Linked DNA regions of Homo sapiens: regions 1 and 2 are each linked to region 3. The links are chromatin loops, found by intact Hi-C in ENCODE. Cell type or tissue: sigmoid colon. All regions are shown on one strand. Links, peaks and the distances in the headings refer to the core of each region. The heading gives the core; the rest is flanking DNA.

Region 1 (3,697 bases), core at 678-3,177, 89 kb after region 3:
ACGTCTACTGCTTCAGATCCCAGAGCTGAGGAGAGTGGTCCCAGCAGACCCAGCCTGCTGGCGAGGGGCTTAGCACCGGGATGCCTGTCAGCCAGTCACTCGCGAAGACCCCTTGGGCTGCTGGCAGCTCTGGGTGCAACAGTTTCTCAGTTGCTAGAGCAACATGTGAAGTCACTAACTCCGGTTCCAAGAAATACACTGCACACGGCAAAAGGCATCCAGAACAAGAGCCCACTGAGAAATGCCAATCTTATGGCTGAGAGCTGGGCACAAAAACGGAGCAGGGTGCCCACACCCGAGCAGGGACTTGGCAGCTTGGACAAACTGCACTGAGTTGTATTTCCATCTGTTGAAACATGGTGAGCCCCATGAACACGAGAGCCCTGTGAGCAGCTGGAAGAAAGCAAAGGAGGCATGAGGCACTCTCGCGAAGGCGCACACAGCGGGCCTGCCCCGGCGCAGTGACTGCGGGATGCTTGTGTGTGGACGGGGCATGTGCAGAGGCCCGAGTCCAGAGCCCCAGCCCTTCGCTCAGGGCAGAGGCCAGGAAACAGGACACCAACCCATTAATCCCACGCCCTCATGACCAAGCATTGTAGGTTCCAGGAACGCAAACAGCTTTCACTGCTGAGAAAGTTCTGAGGTCTATATAATCAGAGGAACATTCGGGGTAAAAGCCAGGCCCCAAGGCTCTGCACCCCAGGATGACGGCAGCAGAAGGGGTGGCGTCCTGCAGCTGAGGAGCCAGGGCAGGGCGTGGGGAGAAAGACTAGGTTCTAGTTCAGATCCTCCCGGCCTGGCTCAGCTGTGAACCTCGGGTACCACGGGGCCTCTCCCTTGAGCTGCCCAAGTTAGAACGGAAGGTATGTTGCTGTCCAGGGAAAAATACGTCTTCCCCACCCTCCAAAGGGAATGCATCTGCTCCTCTTCCAGAATTCCAAAGCATCACCAAACCTTCATAGAGTTCAGGACCCACACGAAACAGGCACCAGCCCTGCGTGGGGCTTCTGGCTGGGTTCAGGGGACAAGATACAGCCCCACAGCTTCCCCTTTCTAGGCCTTTACCATCCCTGGCTGACACTGAGCACCAGGCATTGTGGTCACTCATGTACTTACACCGTCGAAGCCACCCCCAACACAGGGCCTGTGGCTGCATCCTCGCTCTAGAGGTGAGAAGACTGGGGTGCAGAGACAGCGTCTTGGTCAAGGGCATACGGCTCACCAGTAAAGAGAAAAATGCAAACCCAGGCAGCCTGAGCTCTCAGCCCCCTCCCCTGCGATACCACTAGGCCTCCCAGTGAGGCCAGAGACCATGGTATTGCACACAAATTTCAGAAAGCACAAATCCTACAGATAGACCCTCCGGGCCATATTAATGAAAATAAATTCTCTTGGTGATTTCATCCAAAATGGCCCTGCAGAGCTCTCCTATAAGTAAGAAGCTCCTGCTGGAGAAGGAGCTATCCCTCATCTGTGTCCCTTCTCAATGGCCGGATCCTAGCAGGCAGCGACACATGTCACCTTTACTATCTGTGAGCACCCGGCTGGGCACTGGCCATTGAGTTCATGCTTTGGGTAGCACATCCAGCCCAATGGCAGCCACCCTCCTTCCGCACAGCCCCAGGACTACACGGCGAAAGCATCAACAAGACTCTGAGGAGAAGCCAGAAACCACGACTTCCTCTAAAGCTCTGCAAGGGACATTTTTAAGGAATAGGTTCGTACCACTTTAAGAAATGGGTAGCATGTTCTCTGAGGCTGCAATCAAACCTGGTTATTTTGAGAGCGGTGGAGGAAATCTGCCCCCAAGCCTCGGGGACTGTGAGAAATGCCAATCCCCTGAGTCATGGGCTATTGTGGGCATTTCACACAGCTCCACAGGTTGGTGGCCCCTTATGCAGGAAAATAAGCAAAAGTGCAAGAAAACTCAAGTCCCTGGCCTCATTAAGGAGCCCAGGACAAACCCACAGTGCAGAAGCCGGCTGTCATGTGGCCTCTGGCCAGGCGCCAGGCCCTAATGGGCCACCCGGCGTCCTGAGCAGGCTCCAAGGCAAGGCTCTCTGTCTGGGATAGATTATCCTAATGGAATTGCTGAACAATCCGCCGTGACTCAGCACCGTGGGCACAAGGCCACTGCTCTGTGCAGCCCCATAAATGAGGCACTGTCAGGATGTTCCCAGAAGCCGTGTCTGTGCGGGAGCCTGCTGGGGCCGGGGCCGGGGCCTGTGGGTGATTCACGGGGTGCTTCCTAGCAAACAGCAGGTGGAGAAGTGCAGAGAAGAAAGGGAGGCTCCGGAGCTGGAGAAGGAGCCGCAGAGCCGCCTCCCTCGACTCCTCACTGCGACAGAGGAAGCCAAGCTCCACACAGAGTGGACGCACTGCCTGGGTCACCCCAGATGCGGGCCCGTGGCTGGTCAGTCACCGGGAAGACCAGGGAACAGAAGGGAGGGGGCAGAGGGGAGTTCCATTCCCATGACCAGCAACGCCACCTGAACGGGAAAGGTGAGACCACCGGCTTCACAGGAAGGATAACAGGAGGTAACGTGGCAGTGCTGGGCCATTTCCGGGCATCGCTTCTGGGGTCAGTATTCAACCACATCCCAGAGCCATCTCTAGGTCAATACTAGAGACTGAAAAAAAAAAAAACCAGATAATCAACAGAGACAAACATCACTCATAAAACAGAGAGGAAGCAAGCGCAGGACAAAGTTCTGGAGTCAGGATGTCTGGATTCAGATCTGAGACCTGCCACTTCCTAGTTCTGTGACCCTGGCAGGCCGCTCAAACCCACTGTGACTCAGTTTCCCTATTTCTGAAATGGAGAGAACTCACAGGTTTGCAGTAGGAATTAATCAAGAAGCAGAAAGTTCTCAGAACCATGGCTGTCACAGAGTAAGAGCTCACTAAACATCAGCGATCACGTCGTCCCCACCTCCTTCTACATCCTCCAAAGAAAACTGATTTCCAGCTAACTAAAATGAGTCAACAAGGGAAGGGACTGTGGACCATCTGTATTTTATAGTTAACTGAATGTTAACTCATTTATTTGACCAGCAACCAAAGGTACTGGTCGATCCTTTCAATTATATATTCTATTTATTTATTTATGTAGAGACAGGATCTTGCTCTGTCGCCCAGGCTGGAGTGCAGTGGTGCCATCTCAGCTCACGGCAATCTCTGCCTCCTGGGCTTAGGTGATCCTCCCACCTCAGCCTCCCAAGTAGCTGGGACTACAGGCACGTGCCACCACACCCAAATAGTTGTTTTTGTATCGTTTGTAGAGATGGGGTTTCACCATGTTGCCCAGGCTGGTCTCCAACTCCTGGGCTCAAACGATCCACCTGCCTCAGCCTCCCAAAGTGCTAGGATTACAGGCGTGAGCCACCATGCCCAACTCTATTCTTACAACTACAAGATTTTTATTCACTTCAAGTATTTTATCTAGTAACTAGATAAGTCTCAGTGTTCACACATTTTTATAAGTCTTCCAAAAAAAGGTGGGAACTAACTTAAAAAAACAAAATGTACTTCTGCAAAACCTTGAGGAAACCCCTAAGAAACGTTTTCCTTTGAATAGACACGTGAAAAGGTACAGGTGGCCTAAAAAATAATGGAGCAATCAGAAATATCACTAGAATGATGAGATGTAAACATTAGGAGTCCTCTGTGTTGCTACATTAGCAGTCTACATGGAGAC
Region 2 (3,697 bases), core at 678-3,177, 270 kb after region 3:
AAAAGCACAGGTCGACCAACCCACTCAGCTCCTTCCACAAGGACAAACCTCTTAGCCACGCCTGGCAAGGGAGGCGCAGGACCAGAGAGAATGGCTTTAATCTCCTAATCTCCTGTGACCCAAGAAAACAGGTATTTGAGAAGAGAACTCAGAAGAGCACGGAGGGCCCAGGAAGTACGTACAGCATGTCAGGACAGTTGTCTGGCTTGTCCAGAAGGCCGCCCTCCATGACGAAGCGAAGGACTTGCTCGTTGGACAAGCCCTGGTAGGGCTGCTCGGCCAGTGTGGCGATCTCCCAGAGGACGACCCCGAAGGACCTACAGGGAGAAAAAAACTGTGAGGAGCTTGGAAAGGGATGGACTGAACAATGCTGCCCCCTCCTTTCCAGCACTTCTTACATCCCGAGCAGATAAACTGTCCTTACTATGGTGACAGTGCTTGTCAGACAGCGAGCCAGGCCCTGGGCTAAGTGCGGGATATCATCCTCCCTCTGTTGCTGCTAATGTTCCCCGTAAACTAAATTCAGCCCCGGTGGTGGAGCTAAGGAAGGTGGTGAGGGCGCTTCCGGCATCCCTTGCACGGTCAGGAAGCCCCTGATCTGTGCTTTGAACGCAGAGCATACTGGGTTCAGCATCTACCTAGTCCCGGCCATTTATCTGGCAAGGCGGTATCACCTAACCTGGCTTTGACCCAAAAAGAATGACATTCTTGTCCAAGCCCCAGCCTGGACATTGACTTAGTAGCCTCAAATGAGGCCTGGGACAGTCAAGCTTTACCAAGCTCCTCAGGTGATTTTTACAATCAGACAATTTTGGAAACCTCTACCCAGGTGGTTCTCACTGCCGGCTGCACAGGAGAATCTCCTGGGGAGGTTTTTAAACAGAGGGCTGGGCACCCAATAGAAACTCTGATTTGATTGGTCTGGGGTGAGGGCCTGGGACCTGGAATGTTTAGAAGATCTATAGGGATCTTGAGGTCCAGTTGGGCCAAGGGAGAAGAGAACTCCTGCTGCTCCCCCACCCACAACAGAGCTGGGGAGCTGCTGGCCTGCAGGGCCTCTGTGTCACAGGTGGGGGGACCAGGGTGGGCTGCACTGGCTGGGAGGGGGTATCATGGACAAAGAATCCTTAAGCAGAGAAGTTGGCTGAGGAATAACTTTGTAGTGAGCAATTCTGCCATATGCATGCAGCTTTGCCAGTTTAGAAGATCAAACCACTGGAAAACAAAACAGAGAGTACACACACAACTTTCAGACAGAATGTTAAAAAAGACAATGCTGGAATCTGCAAAACAAATGTGCCCTCCCAGGGCAAATTCCGTAATTCACAAATTCTCCCTGACCTGTGTGCCTTTCCATGTGGTTCACTTTGGTGGAGTAAAATAGGCTACTCATCACCAAGTAGGGGCGGGAGCAGGGTGGGGAGCAGGGATTCTAGCTGGACCTGTCCTGGGCTGCAGGTGCTGGTCAAGCCACATGGAAAAACCTGGGGCAGGAGATTTCCAACCAAGAGCTCTTGGGACCTTGACCTTGTGCCCAAGCCCACAGTGCTCCTGACTGTATGAGAACGTTTTATTCGCTGCTTCAGCTACTTTCGGTGAATCAAAGATTTTTGTACAAATTGATACTAAAAGTAGATGTTAGACAGAAATAGAATCTTAGCAATCAGAGGACAGACCAACCCAAGGTCCTTTTTAATTACAAGTGACCAAGAAATGCTGTCGTCTTCATGTTGTACAAGACACCCAGAGGCCAAAAGTGCAGTTTAGAGAGGCCTGGGCCCAGGGGAGAAGGGGCTCTCCATCAGCTTTGTGCGGGAAGCTCTGCCTTCCACAACCAGCCCAGCCATACAGGCAGCATGCCTCAGATGCCAGTGGCAGTAGTACCCACACATCTGAAATGCAGCTTGGTACAAGAAATGACTAGCTCTCCAACAACAAAAAATTAAAAATAAAATAAGAAGAAATGACTAGCTCTCTGCTTTTGCTGACTGCAGGCTGGTCTGGGAAATGGCCTGAGGATGTGGCTCCCTCCCAGACCCACTTCTCCTCTTGCCCCACGTGCCCTTCCTGGCTGTGTCAGCGGCTTGCAGGCAGCCAGTTCTCACGGCACGGCTCCCACCCTGGCCCTCCCGGCCCAACTGCTCCATTCCAAGTTCCCAGTTACTGGGCTACCCACAAACTCACTGCGTCTCACACTGAACTCCGATTTGTGCCCTGTTCTTCCCCCGGCTTCCCTGCAGCTGATGCCCATTCCACCCGAGCAGTCTGCCTGCTGTCACCCATGCCCTTGGCCTCCTCGGAGTCCCACTGCGAACTGTCCACCCAGGCTCACATCTGTCCAAGGTCTGGCACCCTCCTTCCGTCCCTCAGAGCTCCCTGAGTGTGCAGGATCCTGCTTGCCTGGCCCACCACCACCTCTCCTTTGGTTACAACATCTTGCTCAATGCAGCTGTATACTCCGGCTAACAAGAACTTCAAGCACAGCTCTAATCACCCTCTGGTTCAGAAACCTTAACAGGGCTTAAAGAATTAGTCCAGGATGCCTAATACAACAGCTGAGGCCTGTCTTGATCTCTCTGCAGCCTAAGTCCCACGAGGAAACCTCACCAACCCCACCTGCAGCAGGTGCTCCCTACTGCCATGCCTGCCCAGCATTCCCACTGCCAGGAACCCCCCACCCCTGCCCCGCCCCGCCCCGCTTCCTAGTGCTCTTTTTGTGACAATCCATACTTAGGGTGCCTACACAACTTCATCTCTTCTGTGAAGAAGATGATGCAACCCCAAACTGTCAGAATTGCCTCCTCTTCTCCACAAGACTTTATCCTTCCAGGACCAGGACGACGACGACGCTGTCATCGTCGTCATCGTCATCATCGTCATCATCATCATCCCCGCATCTTCCACACCCCCAAGAGCCTTACCATCACCCACAGGCAACGATACAGGAGGTAGCAGACCTAGCTCTCCACAAACGCTTGTCGAGGTGAACTGCAAAGCCTATCTCCTGAGCAACTCTTGTCTGAGGTCAACATCACCTGCCACTGAGGACCACTGAGTGCTAGAGTCAGTCGTCCTTCACAGCTTAATGTGACAACTGCAAGGTGTGGACACTGAACCATCTCTACACAATACCAGTTGCCACAGGAGCCATTTCAACATCTATTCAGGTACCGCAGACTTCTCGAGACAGACCTTGCCTTACAGATGGAGCAACCGAAGGCCAGAGAAGCTCTGAGGTTTAACCAAGGCCACACAGCCAGTCAGAAGCACCGAGAAATATGCAACACCTCTGTGTTTTTCAAAGCCGGTATTTTACTATGTGGTGTTGGCTCTTCATGACTTCATATAAAATCAAGTCTTCCATTTCATGGACAGATTTAATCTTCAAACAGTAGATACATGTCTCTGTGTAAAGCCCTTTCTAATTAGGAACCTTGACGTTGTTTCCCCAGGGGGAAGACCGGCGGCTGTGAGTCCCCCTGCAATGCCCGTGCTGGCTGGAGGCAGCATTCAGTAACTATACTTCCCCACACCAGGAGGGGATGGTAGCAATGGCCCACTCACCAGCAAATTAAAACCTACAGAGAAATCCACATTCCCCACAGATGGTAATTAGTCATGAAAGAAGCAAATAACCTTGGCTATTTGTGACTATTTGGAAAGCTTCTTAATAAAAAATAAAGATTATGTGTTGGGT
Region 3 (3,697 bases), core at 501-3,000:
GTGAGCCAAGATCGCGCCATTGCACTCCAGCCTGGGCAACAAGAGAGAAACTCCATCTCAAAAAAAAAAAAAAAAAAAAGGAGAAAAGAAAGATGGGCAGGAAACTTTTCCCAAAAAAAGAACACCCGCATAGCAAATAAACCTATCAAAAGGTGTTCCACCTTATCAGTTATCAGAAAATGAAAACTAGAATCATAAGATATGGCTGGGTGTGGTGGCTCACACCTGTAATCCCAGCGCTTTGAGAGGCTGAGGTGGAAGAATAGCTTGAGCCCTGGAGCTCAAGACCAGCCTAGGCAAGATGGGGAGACCCCCATCTCTACAAAAATATTTTTTAATTTATCCAAGTGTGGTGGTGCTCACCTATAGTCCTAGCTACTCAGGAGACTGAGGTGGGAGGATCTCTTTTTTTTTTTTTTTTTTTGAGATGCAGTCTCACTCTGTCACCCAGGCTGGAGTGCAATGGCGCGATCTCGGCTCACTGCAAGTTCTACCTTCCCGGGTTCACGCCATTCTCCTGCCTCAGCTCCCGAGTAGTGGGGACTACAGGCACCCACCACCACGCCTGGCTAATTTTTTGTATTTTTTAGTAGAGACGGTGTTTCACCGTGTTAGCCAGGATGGTCTCGATCTCTTGACCTTGTGATGTGCCCACCTCGGCCTCCCAAAGTGCTGGGATTACAGGCGTGAGCCACCGCACCCGGCCGGGAGGATCTCTTGAGCCCAGGAATTTGAGTTTGCAGTGAGCTGTGCAACACCACTGCACTCCAGCCTGGATGACAAAGCAAAACTCTGTCTCTTTAAATAAATAAATAAATAAGATACTCTTACATTCCCACTAGAATGGCTAAAAAAATTTTAAGACTACTAATAGCAAACATTTGGAAGGATGTGATTCTCTGATATGCTCTCTCATATACCATTGTTTCAAATATATTTGGTGTAACTACTTTAGAAAACTATTTGGCATTGTCTCCTAAATTTAAACATTTGCATACCTTTTGACCCAGCAGTATCACTACTAAATTATACACCCAATAGAAATGCATGCATGTTTTCACCAAAAGACATAGCCAAGAATATTCAAAGCTACATTATTTGTAATAGCCAAGAGTTGGAAACAGCCTAAATGTTCACCAAAAGTAAAACAGAAAAAATGTGATGTTAATATAAATAAAATGATTAAAACTACTCCTATGCTTAACAGCATGAATGGCTCTCACAATGTGTAGTGAAAGAAGCCAGATGCAAAAGAATCATACTGTACAATTCCATTTATATAACTGGAGGAGGAAGAAGGTTGTTAGTGACTGGGAAGGCTTTACCAGTCCAGAATCCCTTCCTGCCAGAAATTAGGTATTCTGTCTTATAAGATAGGAAATACACAATTCAGAGCTCCAAGATATAATATTTGTTGCATCTGTTGAGACCTAATATATCAGTATTTAACATTGAGCAGTGTTGCTATAAAAAAGAGTAAATGATCCTCTGGCACCTCCTCTGAGTGCTTTCCAAATTAGCAACACCAAGCCTTGCCAGCAGATGGCGGGCCCTGTACACATCTAGGCTGAATAGCCAACAAGAATTTAAGTTAATATTCCAGACTATTCTACAAAGTTACTTTTGTGTTTAGCCAAGTTGTTTCAAACTTTGCTACTTCTTTTCATCCTAATTCTTCACCCTGATATAATCACCACAATGTGCATGTTTAAACTGTATAATTTTCATTCAATTACTTTGCTTCATTTCCTTATTGAAATGTATTTTGTCCAAATTTATCTGCTTTAGAAATTAACAAGGTGTTTTGGATTTATGCACTTCTGTAGGTAAGCTTGAACCATGAGGGCCTTTTCTTTTGCCAGGTCTTGGAAGTGGAAGGCCAAGATAATTTCTCAGGCAGCGCTCATTGGATTTATGTCCCCCCCTTTTTTTTTTTTTTTTTTTTTTGAGATAGGGTCTTACTCTGTTGCTCTGGCTGGAGTACAGTTTCACAGTGACAGCTCACGGCAGCCTTGACCTCCTGGGCTCAAGCAGTCCTCCCCTCTCAGCCTCTTGACTAGCTGGGACTACAGGCACGTGCCACTGCACCCAGCTAATTTTATTTTTTTGTAGAGACAGGGTCTTACTACTATATTGCCCAGGCTGGGCTCAAGCGATCCTCCTGTCTCGGCCTCCCAAAGTGTTAGAATTACAGGCATGAACCACTGCACTCAGTCCTATGTCCCTCTTAAAAGGATATCTTTTAGTGTATCATCTTCCTGCCCTGCCTGTCCTTTTATGGTGCCCATCGCAACAGCCCAGTGCCTTTCTCCCTGGGCTGACAGATAAGTGCCGCGGGGTGACTCATGCTCCATGCCTCCCATCCCTGACTATGGCCTGAAACTTCTCTCCTTCTTCCTCTCCTCTGTTCCGGTGCTACTTCGTACAGTAATGGTTTGTTAACTTTGGAGAGTGAATCCAAATCATGTATTCTTATGTGCACAGTTATATTTCTTTAAATCTGGTAAAGAAAGTCACTTACAAAAAGGGGCAAATTTATCCCCAGTGTTAAGAATTATTTTCTATCCTGGTTATTGATAGATGCCCAGAGAGAAATAGTTGTCTTTGTATATACAGGCATATGCCATTGCACATGCATGCACACACACACACACACACACACACACACACATCCCTCTTTAAATTATCTTTCTATGCAGCATGATGATGACCTATTGAGACTATTGCTCCAGAACATGTGATTTTCCCCCAGCTCTCTCTGACTGCTTGACATGTCCTTGAAGTCTCCCACAGCATGTCCAGCGAACACTTTGCCTGGCATGACTGTGCTGAACTAACTCAGGAATGAGTAAACACTTTTATTTCCTCAGAGCATCAACAAGACGCCTCCCAAGTATTTCTAAGCAGTGTGCCATGGTGTCATTAACAATGTAGGCTCTGGGCCGGCATGATGGCTCATGCCTGTAATCCCAACACTGGGAGGCTGAGATGGGAGGATCGCTTGAGGCCCGGAGTTCAAGACCAGCCTGGTCAACATGGTGAATCCCCATCTCTATTAAAAACAAAAAAATGTAGTCTTTGGAGTCAGAAGCCCTGGGTTCAAATCAGTGTTTGTTCAAACTTCCCAGCTGTAGAACTTGGGTAGATCTTGTGCTTCCTGGGAGCCTCACTCTCCTCTCCTGTTGAAGTGAAAATAATAAGACCTCCAGGGGTTGCTGTGAAGATTAAAAAGATATTACTTTAAAGCATCTAGGTGCATGGGAGACCCTCAGAAGCAAGAAAGCAAGAAAGAAAAGGGCAATATAATTATCATTATGATCTAATTGAACATTTTCCTTTCTGCTGTTTCATCCCAGAGGTGATTTTAAATCAGGTACTTATATCACATATTAAGGTTTTGTACTTCAAGACTGCCCTTGGTGTGCAATTTTTTTCTGCATTTTTTCCCTGTGCCTTGGGAAGGCTACATTTTGTTTTCTTTGCTCTCATGAATCATCTAAGCTAAAATCAGACAATTGTATATACTTACTTCTTCTTTTTTTTTGTTTGTTTGTTTTTTGTCTTTGAGACTCTCTGTCACCCAGGCTGGAGTGCAGTGGCGTGATCTTGACTCACTGCAACATCCACCTCCCAGGTTCAAGCGATTCTCCTGCCTCAGCCTCCCAAGTAGCTGGGATTACACATGTGTGCCACCACG

Evidence for each region. A loop is a pair of places that touch in the nucleus more often than their neighbours do. Peaks named below come from ENCODE experiments on the same cell type or tissue, not always from the same donor. Only the 100,000 strongest peaks of a DNase experiment are listed, where the experiment ranks them.
Region 1: it touches region 3 in a loop (4-fold over the local background); 12 of 110 quality-filtered maps call a loop at or near these places.
Region 2: a loop joins it to region 3, with 3 times the contacts of the local background. A loop is called at or near these places in 2 of 110 quality-filtered maps.

The regions. Positions count from the first base shown.
Region 1 is chr15:99,122,253-99,125,949 of GRCh38, reverse strand. The region is part of intron 2 of SYNM (synemin); the gene reads right to left. Among named protein-coding and RNA genes, the nearest start is that of TTC23-AS1, 15 kb to the left of the region's middle. In sigmoid colon, for the core only: no CTCF peak of the experiment used is centred there; DNase peaks (open chromatin) are centred at 689, 1,109, 2,129 and 2,748; H3K4me3 peaks cover 2,302 bases; H3K27ac peaks cover 1,029 bases.
Region 2 is chr15:98,945,194-98,948,890 of GRCh38, reverse strand. IGF1R (insulin like growth factor 1 receptor) reads right to left here. Exons shown (of 21, transcript NM_000875.5): 20 at 183-317. Among named protein-coding and RNA genes, the nearest start is that of PGPEP1L, 61 kb to the left of the region's middle. In sigmoid colon, for the core only: no CTCF peak of the experiment used is centred there; a DNase peak (open chromatin) is centred at 2,100; H3K27ac peaks cover 177 bases.
Region 3 is chr15:99,211,235-99,214,931 of GRCh38, reverse strand. The region is part of intron 8 of TTC23 (tetratricopeptide repeat domain 23); the gene reads left to right. Among named protein-coding and RNA genes, the nearest start is that of TTC23, 36 kb to the left of the region's middle. RefSeq lists an enhancer at 162-662 and a silencer at 2,742-2,942. In sigmoid colon, for the core only: a CTCF peak has its summit at 1,541 (motif pointing right); DNase peaks (open chromatin) are centred at 1,531 and 2,321.